Linked DNA regions of Homo sapiens: region 1 is linked to region 2. A link is a contact called in ENCODE Hi-C or POLR2A ChIA-PET data. All regions are on one chromosome and are shown on one strand. Each heading gives the region's core, a stretch centred on a gene start or an enhancer-like site at or near the end of the contact. The rest is flanking DNA. Distances are from core to core; before and after follow the strand shown. Region 1 has its middle 18 kb from the start of LINC01483. Region 2 holds the start of MAP2K6 (mitogen-activated protein kinase kinase 6).

Region 1 (6,559 bases), core at 666-3,165, 160 kb before region 2:
CCCAAGAGTAGAACGGGGGTCACCAAAGCAAGGCCAAGACAGGAGCAGACCCAGTAGCTGATAGGAATTGAATCCAATGACAGTGAAGCTGGAAACCTGACTTGGAACAGACAGGAGCAGACATATGGACAAGTGCAAGGTCTGAAGAGGCCAGCAGTAGACAGGAACAAAACAAAAAGCTGACCTGCAAGGGGTCCAGAACACAGACATGAAGAATGGGCAAGGAGTCAAATTCAAGCAACCCCAAGGCCACAGCTCCAGATGTGCTGATGTTTCTGGGAAGGCAGACACAATCTCAAAAATTATCTGACTTGGGATTTTTAGGTACAGTTAAATGGAAAGTCCTGCCTAGAGAAGAGAATGGTGTTTGGGGGGAAAGTAATTCAGAAACTTCCGATAATTTATTTTTATGTCCCCAAAAGGGCATGGCACAATTGAAAGTGCACAGTAAACACTCCATAAACATTTGTCAATTACCTAATAGAGACGGAAGTTTGTTTATTTGTTTTTCTCTTGTAAACACAAAGTAAATCATACCCAGTCAAGTGCCCCTTGCTTAAACTAGCACAATAAATCCAAAGTACCCTAAAGAGGCCATTCTTTTGCAGAGTGCAGAGTTGAGTCCTGCGGGAGAAAACTGCTCTATTTCCTAAGCCTGAGTAACTGGAAATGCCATACATCGCTGCCAGGGAATAAGCAAAGATCCCCTGCCTACTTAAGAGCAGTACAAGCATTCTCCAAGATGTTATGATTTCAAGCAGCATTTGGGAAGCTAGCTTGAATCAAAACTAGACTCTTCCAGAAAGACCCATTCCATAACAACACTTCAAAAACTCATCTTTCCCAGATAAGAAAATTCACTATACATCATCATCAAATTTCCCAAAAAATCCAAGTTATCTCTGTTATAAAGGTCAAAATTCAAGGCCAATCATTCACTCCAAACAGAACTTTTTCAGAGGTCTGAAATTCCCAGATGAGTTAGACCAGACAAGATAAACTCTGCCCTTAGAGATTGCAGGAGAGGGGGGTTTATCTTCAGCAATTTTCCCTTGTAATCTTTGCTCTCAGATATCCTGAACTGAACCCATTATTCTATTTCAAATAGTATCAGTAACCAAAGTCAACAGAGAAAAGATTATTTTTATTGTTTATGAAATACTTAATATTGTATGATATTGAAGGCTTAAACAAAATATCCTTCTTCATGGGTTACTCTATAATAATAATACCACCTGTAATAGCTTCCATTCAGTCCTAAATAAATTCTCCCTTCCTGCTAAACAGGAATATAAAACTTTAAAACCCATGAACAAAATTAACATTTTTAACTAGGTCATTTTAACTAGCCAGTTCTCTATTTATCGAGGATGTTGTGATCTAATCATTATTTCCCATAATAGGTTTTGCTTCTTTAATGATTTTAGTAGGAAAATCAGCCCCTTTTATGGGAGCTAGGATAATACACACATCCCATAACCGGTATCAGCCCTGTCTAAGTCACAAAACAAAAAGGCAACACAGTCATTTAAATCACAAATGAATACTCACATTTAGGCTAGGAAGAATATGTCCTAAGCTTTACCATAAGCTAATGGCCAAACTGTTAAGTCTACATAGATGTTTCTATGAATCTACTGAAAAGTAATGAAAGTATGAATATAGGAGAGGGTTCTCACTGAAGTCTAAAACATAGGTTAAAAGTTTTTTTTCCTTTACCCTTACAGAAAGGAGAGGAAAATCAGAAAAATATTAACATAACGTAACTGTCCTATGGAATAAATGCAGGTGTCCCCTGATGGGAACATAGTTCCCTCAACACTGTAGTTAAGACATTTTCCTCTAAGGCTAAGTAGAAGCAACAACACGGGTCTTACGCGCTTACCCATGCAGAGGCAGAACCAAAAAGTGTGTTCAACCGTCCAAACTCTGCTGGCCAGCCAACCTTAGACATTCGCGGAATATCACTTCTTCACCTGACTGGGTAGAAAATAACTGACATTAAACACCTGGAACCCACAACATTGTTCTCATCTGGCAGGCAGCATCAGAAAAACCTAACTGTCTATTTACAGGAGAATGACCACATATATAGAGTACATCCTACTATAACATGCAATCTGCAGTTTAAAATTAAAAGTGGTTCTGAGTATACTTATACAGAAAGAGCTTCAAGAGATACTTGACATGTTACAAGCACGTTTATGTTTGGGTGTGCAGTGGGATACCATTTACAGAAAGCCCAAATCACAAAAGAGCATAGCTCATCTAGAAGGATAAGTCAATCCAGCAACAGTGCCAGGATTGAGGGTCGGCCACCAACAAGGGCTTTGGGTTTATTTTTATATTTTCACAATGAGAAGTGTTGATGTATCTTTTATGTAAATGCCTTCTGCTCTTCTCTCCTTCCTCCAGCAAGGGTTCTGGCCAGTCATGGTCGTCATGTTTAGTTGCAAGAAGGGCAGCCTCTCATGCAGCAAGCAGCCATGATGGGCCATGTGGCTTACTATGTAGGATACATCACCTGTGTCCATCTTCTTGGGAGATTTCTCCTAGCACTTAGCTCTGGCTTCTTGAAAGTTATTTTATTTTATTTTATTTTATTTTATTTTATTTTATTTTATTTTATTTTATTTTATTTGAGGCGTAGTCTCGCTCTTGTCACCCAGGCTGGAATGCAGTGGCACGATCTCGGCTCACTGCAAGCTCCACCTACCAGGTTCACGCCATTCTCCTGACTCAGCCTCCCGAGTAGCTGGGACTACAGGCACCCGCCACCATGCCCGGCTGATTTTTTTTTTTTTTTTTTTTTGTATTTTTAGTAGAGACGGGGTTTTACCGTGTTAGCCAGGATGGTCTCAATCTCCTGACCTTGTGATCTGCCCGCCTTGGCCTGTCAAAGTGCTGGGATTATAGGCGTGAGCCACCACGCCTGGCCCTTGAAAGCTACTCTTAAACTTTTTAGCTAAATGACAAAAAGTTTTATCTTTTTGACCCCATTGCCTTTCAACTTCTTAGAAAATGCTCCATTTCAATCAAACAAGGTAGTTTGTTGCTCATAGTACTATTTTCCTGCTTAAAGACCTTCCGGAGCCCCTCTGCTCCCTGAAGCTTCCTCTGGTGGTCCTCTGAACCAGTATCTTTTTTCCTGAATTAACAAACTTTTTAGTAGATTTCCAAAGCACTTTAGTGAGTACTGCAGCTCATAAACTAGGATTAAAAACAACAACAACAAAATCTATGCCTTTTTTATTTCCTCCAGTTCGCTAGGCTTCCCCACAGCAGAATGATAGCATCAATAATTTATAATAATTCTCCAAGTAAACTAATCATGCAAACCACACTAATAAAACATTGTAAGCCTAGAACTGTGCTAATGACAACACAGTGGTTACAAAATTAATGATCTCCCTCAACTCTTTATCCAAAAATATCCCACAGCACTTTACGGTTTTAAGATATCAAGAAGCATTTTCCCTCTGCACAAGCAATTTGCTGGCTTCCCCCAGAAAGCACAAATGGCCAGGATAGGAAGTGTATGCTCAAAACTGGAAAATTACAAATATGTGAACCAGCTCTTGAAATTCCCCTTTGCACTGGATTAGAGCCAGGATAACGAGTCTTACACTTCCAGCCATGCATGAAAGATGTTTGGGGCTTTTTCTAATCCAAGACCCAGAGCACTTTTTCATGTTGACTTCCAGGGGACAAGGCACTAAGTGAAAGCATATCTTGCCACATGATTGACTTTTCTATTTTTTCTATTTATTTAAATGTGTCATCACAGCTAACCACATCCTTCATTTTATCCCATCCCATTAAGAAATACGATAAGAGATTTGAGCCCATCATTGGTTTTTTTTAAGTAAGGATTTAAACAGTAGACATGAAACAGAAGGAATAGTCAGAAGGCCTGAAATTGAGCACTATTCAAACACAGGTAAAAAGCATGAAATACCACCAAATCTGACCACCCATCGTACATTCACTTATCAATATGAAAACACTTCATCCACGGTAAAGGGCTTTGAAAATGTAAGTATTATTTTAAAGGCTATTATAAAATGTCCAATGAGGACTTTGAGCTAAGCATATTGTATAGCACTAAATGTAGTGTTGATAGGCACTCGGGATTTTTAAACATCGTTACTCATTGTTATTAAGATGAATAATTAGTGTAGCAGCTGTTGGTGAGCCAAACACTGATCTTTGATATGGACTTACCAGGAAGAAATGCCCATTTTCTCAGCCTCTTTCCTCTCCCCTCCCCTTGGACCCCAAAGCCACACAGGATGAGCAAAGCAGATCATGTGTTTGATGCATTGTATATGTGCAAACCAGACTGTGTACACATCAGTCTTCTTTGAGGAACTTGCACTAAGAGGATGGTAAGGAAGGAGCAAAGCTGACTGTCCGAGTTGACTTCCAATCAGGATATCCCAGCTGGAAGCAAGCCAGCTTCCGCTCCTTTGAATAAAGCAAGAAAGACGTGATCTTTCTTATAAATGAATGAACAATACCATCGGTGTGACCCCTTTTATAGGCTTCAGCCTTCAGTGTGACTCTAAGTCATTTGGTAACAAGTGAATTCCCGAAAAAGACTGGTCTGGCAATAAAGTCTGAATGTTCCAAAAGGCAGAATTAAACTGCCTAGTCATTCCTCTTCAAAAATCCACTTTTAAGTATTTCCTTTAACTTCAATGATTACCCTCAGGAGTAGTGAGAATCTAGGCATCTCATATACTGCTGACAAAAGAATGTGTGGGTGAGACCTCTTGGTGTCTTCGCATTACTTAACAACAAAAGCTTTCAGAATGTCCTTAACCTCTAACATAGAAATCCTGCTTCTAGGAATTTATCCTAAGTAAACATTTGTAACGTCACAAACACTTGGCTACAAGAACAATTTTTATAAAGCAATTTATAAGAAAGAAAAAATGCAAGACATCTTACATACACAGTAGTAATAGCCAGTTACATTCACTATAGTACACTCATATGATCACATATTTTGCAGTTATTAAAGAATGAGTATGCTTATTAAGAGTAATAAGAGCAAATATGTTTTCATTTTGGTAAATTTATATTTGTATTGGTTGTGTGTAGGAGAGAAAGACACACACACACACACACTTTGAGAGTCTAAACCCAAAAAATATAACCAGAGTTATTTCTGAATGCTAAGACTGTGTTTCATCTTTTTCTACTTGCTTATCTACATTTTCCCAATGAATATCTTTTATTTTAATAACAATTTCTTAGTTATGTTAAAAACCTGCAACCCGGAGCAGTACAAGATAGTTTTTGTTTTTGTTTAGTTTGGTTATTGTCATTGTTAATATTTTGTTTCTGGTTCTTATGTATGCTTTTTACTTGTTTGTTTGTTGTTTTAAAGGCAAGGTTATTAAGGTATGTTTAGCTCATGGACAAAAAGAGTTCTCCCAGCACATTTCCAGATTATCCTGCTTCGTATGCCTTTCCCTGCTGACCTGATGAAAGAGTTCTCAACTGCACTGGGGAAGAAAAATAACTTCAGGATGGAGAGTCAGAATAACCCAGATGAGGTTTACAGCCTGGGCAAGGGTGAAGGTTGTTGTGTGGACCCTTATGAACACAACTGAAGTTCCGGACTGGTTGGTAGTTAGCACACACCCTCCAGTTTCCATAATTGTACTTCCTTAGGCCACTGGTGTGAGATCCTTACTCTACCCCTTCTCCATGGGGTCATGAAGTTAATCCTGTTAAAACACATACACAAGATTAAATCATCTTTTCATTTTTCAGACAAGCACATAACACCACCCTGACACTGAGCAGATCATCTCCAGCTCCCTTCATATTATGCTACTGGAGACCAATCTTTATAACCAGAAGAGGAGGAGGAGGAGTTATTCTAACCTGTCGTTTTCTTCCTTTACATCACTTTTTCCTTTTAGGTCATATCCAAAAAAGGAAGGTAAATATATGTTTTAAATCATCTGCAGCAGTGTCTTAAATTATGTCATTTCTTAAAGGAGGAGGAAGAGGGAGTAGAGGAAGAAATAAGAAAGAAAACGGGAAAGAGAGGGAGGGACGTGGAGGAGAGGAGAGGGGAGGGAGGGGAGGGAAGAGGGGAGGAAGAAAGGGGACAGGAGGAGAAGGAAGGAAAGGAGAGGGGAGGGGAGGAGAAGGGAAGGGAAAAAAGGGGATAGGAGGGGAGGGGAGGGGAGACGAAGGGAGGGGAGGAAAAGAACATTAGTGATTATCTTTCTGGTTCCTTTTCTGCTGAAGCTTCACCTGTGAATTCTTTCTATGAGATCCACTACTGGGAAATTCTGGGAGCTCCAGGGAAGAGCTGCACAGCACATTTCTGGCTAAATAAATAAGGTTTTCTATCTTGATTTATTCATTCAGCGAGTACATGTCTCCATGTCAAAGGCTGACCTAAGAATCTTCCTTATAAAAATTCAGCAAGCATATCATTGCATTTTTTTTAATTAAAAGGATTGTGTGACAAGGGAAGCAGTATTCTACAGTTTATCAAGAATGAGTAGAGGAATCACTATACAAAGTATAATTT
Region 2 (6,881 bases), core at 1,622-4,121:
TGAAAAGCATACCACCTAAAGTTACAACTGTGGAAAACAAAATTTCTTTTTAAGAAATTCTTTCTCGGAATCTCACTGTTGGTAAGGCTGTAGAGCAGTAACCCAGTCCTTCCAGCTTCCAGAGAGTCTGTAATTCCTTTGCCTCTGCTGTGCCTTAAATTAGAGGTCTGTTAAACCGAATTATAGTGATCTAGAAAGTTCGTAAAGGTCCTTGAATTGAACATATTGTTAAATTCTTCAATACTATGAGATTGTATCCACTTTTCACTTTTCCTCCCATTTCTTGGGTTAGAATATTAAAAAAGAAGTTTGGTACTGCAAAAAGTATTTTGGCCATTTGAGAATAGCGTAGCTGAATAAGGCCAATTCCACATTTAAAGTCCAGGCCAAGGCGGCTGGCTCTTTTGCCATTTCTAAAATGATCACCCACTTCTTTCTACCAATAATTTTCCTTTCGGACAAGAACCCCATGTTCATTCCAGATGTACTTTCCAAGCAGAATCCAATTAAGAAAACTCATCTGGGTAAATGGGAATTGATTTGAAGGACCACCAGTACCTGATCCATTGTAAACACATCCATAGGGAAGAGTGCAGTGCTAATATCTCCTTTGGCTTCTCAACTCAAAAACTGGCTCTACTAAGAGGGAGCCACGTTCATAGTGAGCCCAAAAATATGCAAAAAGGAGCCTGATTTAGTTTAGACCCTAAAGTCCAAAGATAAGATCACAGTAAACACCACCCTCTTCATAAACCTTCCTGACTATCCCCCAAATAGATAAATCACTTCCATTTTTAAACTCCAATAGCACCATTTCTCTTCAATACCTGTCCTATTATCTTGTATTATAATGATTTCCTTACATTCTTGTTTTCACCAACCCGAAGGAAAAACTTCATTTTAAATATTTTTGTGTGTCCCTAAATCATGTGCACACATACACACACAATACATACATATACATGCATATATATACACACATACATATGTATATACATGCATATCACAATATATTACACATATATTAAACTGAATTGAATGAATGAGCGAATGTTTACCAAATACAAAGTAACTAAATGCCATCTCTTTAATACATCAAAGCATGGACTGCCTCTTCTGAACTATTATTTCTCTACTCAATAAGGAGATTTTTAGGTTTTCCCCACTTGAGGAACATCTCCACCTGATATGTCAATTCCTAGGTTCTTCAGCACTCTTAACTTTTCAGATTTCCATTCTCCCCTAATACTCAAAGAAAAGCAGAGTGCTACTTTGAATGCTTGAGATTACTACTTCCTTCTTGGGCTGCTGAGATATATGACTCCCATCAGGTAGAATTAAAAAGCGGTGCAACAACTCCCCACACTCCCTCCCAAAAAAGTAGCAAAAAGCTTGTTAGACCCTTTAATTTCACCATGTCTTACTCAAAGAGTGCCCCGGGTAGCCTAATTCAATAGTATCTAACACCTCTCTTCATCATCCCATACTTCTCATATGGCATATGCTTTCTCTATGGTAAAGAAACAATTGTTCTGAAACAAGTGACTTGGGGTCCCAGGGGCACCTGACAGCACCTAGTCTGCTCTTTGATGTCATATCAGGAATTTTTTAAATCCCCTTCCCAGGGTGACATTAAGCCTGCAAAATACAACTGTGTTTAAAAACAAAAATTAAGAAAAGAAAATAAAAGAACATAAAGAAAACAACCATAACGTGAACTTCCAACCTATTACAGCTGACTAAATACACGCAGTTACACACTTAAAATATTTCATTATGCTTGTCAATGAAACAGTGCAGTCCCTTCACACTACTGTAATGCTTAAAAGTACAGTTTTACCCCCAATATTTTCCCCCAAGATGCAAAGCATCCCCCAAATGGGCAGACATAAAACATTAGGTCTTCACTGCTGCTTCTAAATTTTGCGAGCCAATAAGCAATTGGTGTAAAGTGCAAAATCTCAGAAGAGCAAGACTCGTCTGCTTTTTTGTGATATGCTGTTATTCACCCTTCACCTTTACTTCCTTTAAAAATCAAAAGTTACCTAATGTTCAAGGCGATATCAATGGAAATTTAGCTAAATACTGGCACCGCAACGGTCTATTTCCCCCAAAGAATATAAGATTACATTAATTTCCTAGTAGTTTAACTCAAGTTTTACCTTTCATCTTCACCTATAGAGTTTTTAAAAGTTTCTATTCCTGTTGCATACAAAATTACTTACAATATCTGTGCATAGTAAAGAATTTTACAATTATATAAAGCCTTGCACATTTAGACGCTACCAACCTGCTCTGTCTCTCCTGACTGTGCAAAAGGCAAAAAGAGCTCAGTAATCCTAGCAGAAGAATGCAAATAACGTCAATGCACAGCTGAACTGCAAGCCCTGCCTTACAGGAACTCTCTGTGTCTGCAAAAAAAGACACATACTAAACAGGAAATGCAACTGAGCTGTGGAAAACCTCAAACTTAAAAATGCACTCGCCAGGCGAAAATTGCATCCATGCATTCATAAATGCATGCACAACCCTTTGCATTTTTGCAACTAATGCAAACAGCCTCTTACCTTTCGACTGAGACATTTTCCCCTTTCCTTTGATGGGGGAGGGGAGCACAAAAGACTTTGCCTTGCTTCTCTTCTGTAGCTAGTTTTGCAACAAAGATGCAAGCTGCAGGCGTGCAATCTTCATGCAAGTGGAGTTTCTCTTGACCGATGCAGCAGATGGACTTTCAGGGAATCAAGATGGAAATGCACACCTTGCAAAACAGACTGGAAAGTGATTTTTCCCCCAGTTGCAACGTTAGGGAAGGCTGTGCTGCAGCTACATGATGGGCCAGGGCTGGCAGCTAAAAGCTCCAAACTTGGAACTGAGTATCTTAGTGCGCAGACGTCCTTCCTGCGAAGGGCGCGAAGGCCGCTGGGTAATGTAGTTCTCCGGCGGAGTCCACGGGGCTCTGATTTAAGGAAACGTGGTCGCCCCGGTCGCTGAGCGAGATAACTGGGTGCGACAAAGATTGCGTCCAGATAAACAAGTCAGACACACACTCAGTAGAGTGATGGGTGAAAAGCGGCAAGGCCAAGACGGGGCGGCAGTTTTGTTCTCGAAAAGCCTCTGAAACAACAGCTAAAGAATATTAGGTTAGCTAAAGAGCTTTTGGCTTGTCGAGAAGGTCTGTTTGGGAGTTTAGTGTGTTGATTTTGCAGCTCAGCACCTGTTGTGCTGTTCTTGCCTGTAGACGTTTTACCCTCACACCTCCGTTTTTTGTTTGTTTGGGGGTTTTTTTGTTGTTGTTGTTGTTGTTTTTTTCCCGAGAGGGAGTCTCGCTCTGTCGCCCAGGCTGGAGTGCAGTGGCGCGATCTCTGCTCACTGCAACCTCCGCCTCCCGGGTTCAAGCAATTCTCCTGCCTTAGCCTCCCAAGTAGCTGGGATTACAGGTATGCGCCACCACGCCCGGCTAATTTTTAGTAGAGACGGGGTGTCAACATTTAGCCAGGCTGGTCTCGAACTCCTGACCTTATGATCCGCCCACCTCGGCCTCCCAAAGTGCTGGGATTACAGGCGTGAGCCACCGCGCCCGGCCACACCTCCATTTTTAAAAACATTTTTTCTAGTAAGAAAAATGTATGGATGATTGGGTTGGCTGGAGGTAAGGTTACCTTTGCTCTGTGGAGAAGATGCAAAGTTTTATTTTGTCAGAAACAATCCAGGTCAGTTATTTCCAAGGAACCCGAAACTCAGTAGGGGGTAGGTGTGGGGAAGAAGATTGGAGGCTTCTCATTTCTCACAGGGTTACAGAGGAAGTTCTGCTTTTTATACATCAACGCTAACTTTATCAAAATTAAGGTATCTAGATGATTTTTTCTCACCTGGGAGGAGAGTCCCTGGCCTAGGGGGAAAGTGGGTGGAAAATGAATACAGTCGAATATCTTGAATTTATTCATTAAAATTAAAAGATACTTGTTGAGTGTCCAGGATGTGCCAGGCGCCTTTCTAGGGCCCTGGGATGTTCATTCATTCTGTACCGCTCACACATAGTGGGTACACAGCACCCTGATGGAGAACGGCATCACCTTTTTCACAAGGAAGCCAGAGATGCTTAGCACAATTCACTGCAAGGAATGGAGAGGAGTGAGCAGGGCATGGGCAAAAATGAGCTCGGACTTATACTTCATGGAGCAGACAGACTCAGAAATGTTCTTTTAAGACAGAGGGAGGAATTGAGGAATTCAAGGAGGTGTGGACAAAGCACTGTGGCAGAAATAAGGACAACCTTACTCAGAAGCTGCCAAGGAGACCTTGTTGCCTTGTGTGCAGGAGTGGTGAGGGCGGGGGAGATTTACAGGTGAGGACTCCACAGGGCCTTAAAAGGTGGGCTAGAGGTTTGGACTTTATTCTGCAGGTACTTGCGGGGAGGTGAAAGGGTCTTGCAAAGGGGCGTAACTTAATCCAAGCATTGTTTTAAGAAAGTAAATTTGCCCTCAGCAATCAAGGTGGGTTGGAACTGGGAGAGGCTAGAGATAGGTTAGGTCAGTAGTGAAAGGCAAAAAGAGGCACTTTGAAAGAAGATTCAGCTAGATTTGATGATTACTAATGAAAACTATTGGAATTGTATTTAGGATGCTGGAAGCCAGGACCATCTGCATAAGGGATGCATTAGAGGGAAGGAAGCCGTCTTATTTCAGCTGCAAACCAGCAAATCAAATCTTAAATATGCAATAGGTTGTGAGACTAACATTAATTTACTTAAGTTGGTCCCCTTTACTGACATTCTTGACAATTAGTGAAGGCAATCTAATCTCCATATTAGCTTCTGCCCCTAAGAGGAAGGCATTGCTGGTCTGTGAACACAGGTGCAAGGACTTTCTAACTCTTTTATTGTCCTTCTAGGCTAATCCATGTTGTCCCTTCCCTCCTATCGTATACACACAAGCTCAGCACCCCCTCAAACCAGCATGGTTTCCTAAGTCTCATTTAACCAGGAGACACGTGTGAAAATCTAGTTCACTTTCCCAAACACTGATGGAGCCAGGCCCTGGGATAGCTGCTGGAGCTTTCTGTAAACTGGCTTAGCCCAGGCAGGGCCTGAACAGCCACCTAGAGCTTGCTTCAATTTGCATTTTATGTGGTCAGCTGCATTGCTCTTAAGTAGCCCCAGACTCCCTTCTTTATGGAAGAGTTCTAATCACAACTTGTCTGGTGCATTTTGCCACTGTCATTACTGCTCTTACTTTCTCTGCATAGGCGTGCGGAGTCCACAGCTGGCAAATGGATTGTAGCTTGAAAGTCAATCTGCAATTCATTTTCCCATAGCACCAACAATATGTTCAGCAGCTAATATACACACACAAGCACACATGCATACACAAAACACCTCTCATCCATAAATTGGCTGAATCATCCGTTTAAAAATAGCAAAATTTTGTATCATATTTCTTTCTGGGAAAAATGTATCCTGAATTTCAAGTAGGAAATTGGGATGACAGGGAACTCAACCTCTCTGTGAAGTCTTGGTTCCCAGAAGAAAAAGTTCTTCTTCCTGCCTTGGTGTTCAAAAGTTTCCTCTCCCACATACGTGGGTGGTGGAAGAGGAGGTACCTGTGCTCTTCTTCCTGCCAGTCTTCGTGGTATCATTGGTACTAGGAGGAGAATCCTCCCCATTGTGGCGTAAGAAGGCAGGAGTGAATTCTGGCAGGTGTCTCCTTTTATATGCACATCAAGTGTTCATCTTCAGGTGGCCCATGCTTCTGTTTTAAATCCCCCATCTTTTTTTTTTTTTTTTTTTTTTTTTTTTTTGAGATGAGTCCTCGCTCTGTCACCCAGGCTGTAGTGCAGTGGCGCAATCTCGGCTCCCTGCAACCTCCACCCCTCAGGTTCAAGCGATTCTCCTGCCTTAGCCTCCCGAATGGCTGATGTTACAGGAGCTCACCACAACACCCAGCTAATTTTTGCATTTGTAATAGAGACAGTGTTTCACCGTGTTGGTCAGGGGGTCTCAAACTCCTGACCCCAAGTGATCCACCCACCTTGGCTTTGCAAAGTGTTGGGATTACAGACGTGAACCACCGCGCCTGGCCTCCCCCATCTTTTTAATTGTTTGTTTGTTTTTATTTTTTTTTTTAATTTTTTGAGACAGAGTCTCACTCTGTCGCCCAGCCTGGAGTGCAGTGTCATGATCTCAGCTCACTGCAGCCTCCACCTCCCAGATTCTCCCACCTCAACCTCCAGAGTAGCAGGGATTATAGGTGCATGCCACCAAGCCCAGCTATGTTTGTTTGTTTGTTTTTAGGGACAAGGGTCTTGCTTTGTCTTCCAAGCTGGAGTGCAGTGGCCTGATCATATAGGTCACTGTAGCCTCAAACTCCTGGGCTCAAGAGATCCTCCCACCTCAGTCTCCCAAGTAGCTGGGACTGCAAGCGTGAGCTACCATGCCCAGCTAATTTTTGTTATTTTTTATTGTAGAGACAGAGTTGCTGCGTTGCCCAGGCTGGTCTCAAAGTCCTGGCTTCAAGCAATCCTTCTGCCTCAGCCTCCAAAAGTGCTGGGATTACAGGCACCAATCTTTGTAATTTTCTGTACTTCAGATCTTTCTAAAATGCAAGTCAGATGCACTCTCCTCTCAGTTTCTAAATATACTCAGGATCTATTCCAAACTCCATGGCATGGTATAATTGGTTCCTCAAGACCTGGGCCCTGCTTTATCTCCAGCTTCATTTCTCATCGTATGTTGACATTAGAGTCAGGAGAAGGCAGCTTTTCTCACTCCTTGCCATTAGGTACATGCTCTCATGCTCGCTCTCTCTCTCTTTTTTTTTTTTTTTTTTTTTGAGACAGTCTTGCTCTGTTGCAATGGCATGATCTTTGCTCACTGCAACCTCCAC

Evidence for each region. Hi-C counts contacts between places; a loop is a spot of excess contacts on that map. ChIA-PET counts read pairs that join two places held with the same protein, here RNA polymerase II (POLR2A). Pooled maps may share reads with other maps.
Region 1: a loop to region 2 is called in a map of OCI-LY7, with 9 times the contacts of the local background. The contact joins the enhancer-like site here to the promoter of MAP2K6 in region 2. A Hi-C loop is called at or near these places in 1 of 168 maps with a recorded cell type or tissue (OCI-LY7) and 6 of 50 pooled maps. POLR2A ChIA-PET finds 5 or more read pairs at or near these places in 2 of 52 experiments (OCI-LY7 and Panc1).

Annotation. Positions count from the first base shown.
Region 1 is chr17:69,572,652-69,579,210 of GRCh38, reverse strand. No RefSeq gene overlaps it. Among named protein-coding and RNA genes, the nearest start is that of LINC01483, 18 kb to the left of the region's middle. Within about 2 kb of position 1,915, at least 2 of the 41 ENCODE cell types and tissues checked have a DNase peak (open chromatin) inside an H3K27ac peak, as active enhancers do; they include OCI-LY7, where a contact is called at or near this core.
Region 2 is chr17:69,410,687-69,417,567 of GRCh38, reverse strand. MAP2K6 (mitogen-activated protein kinase kinase 6) reads right to left here and starts at 2,871. Exons shown (of 12, transcript NM_002758.4): 1 at 2,568-2,871. The coding sequence starts at 2,583.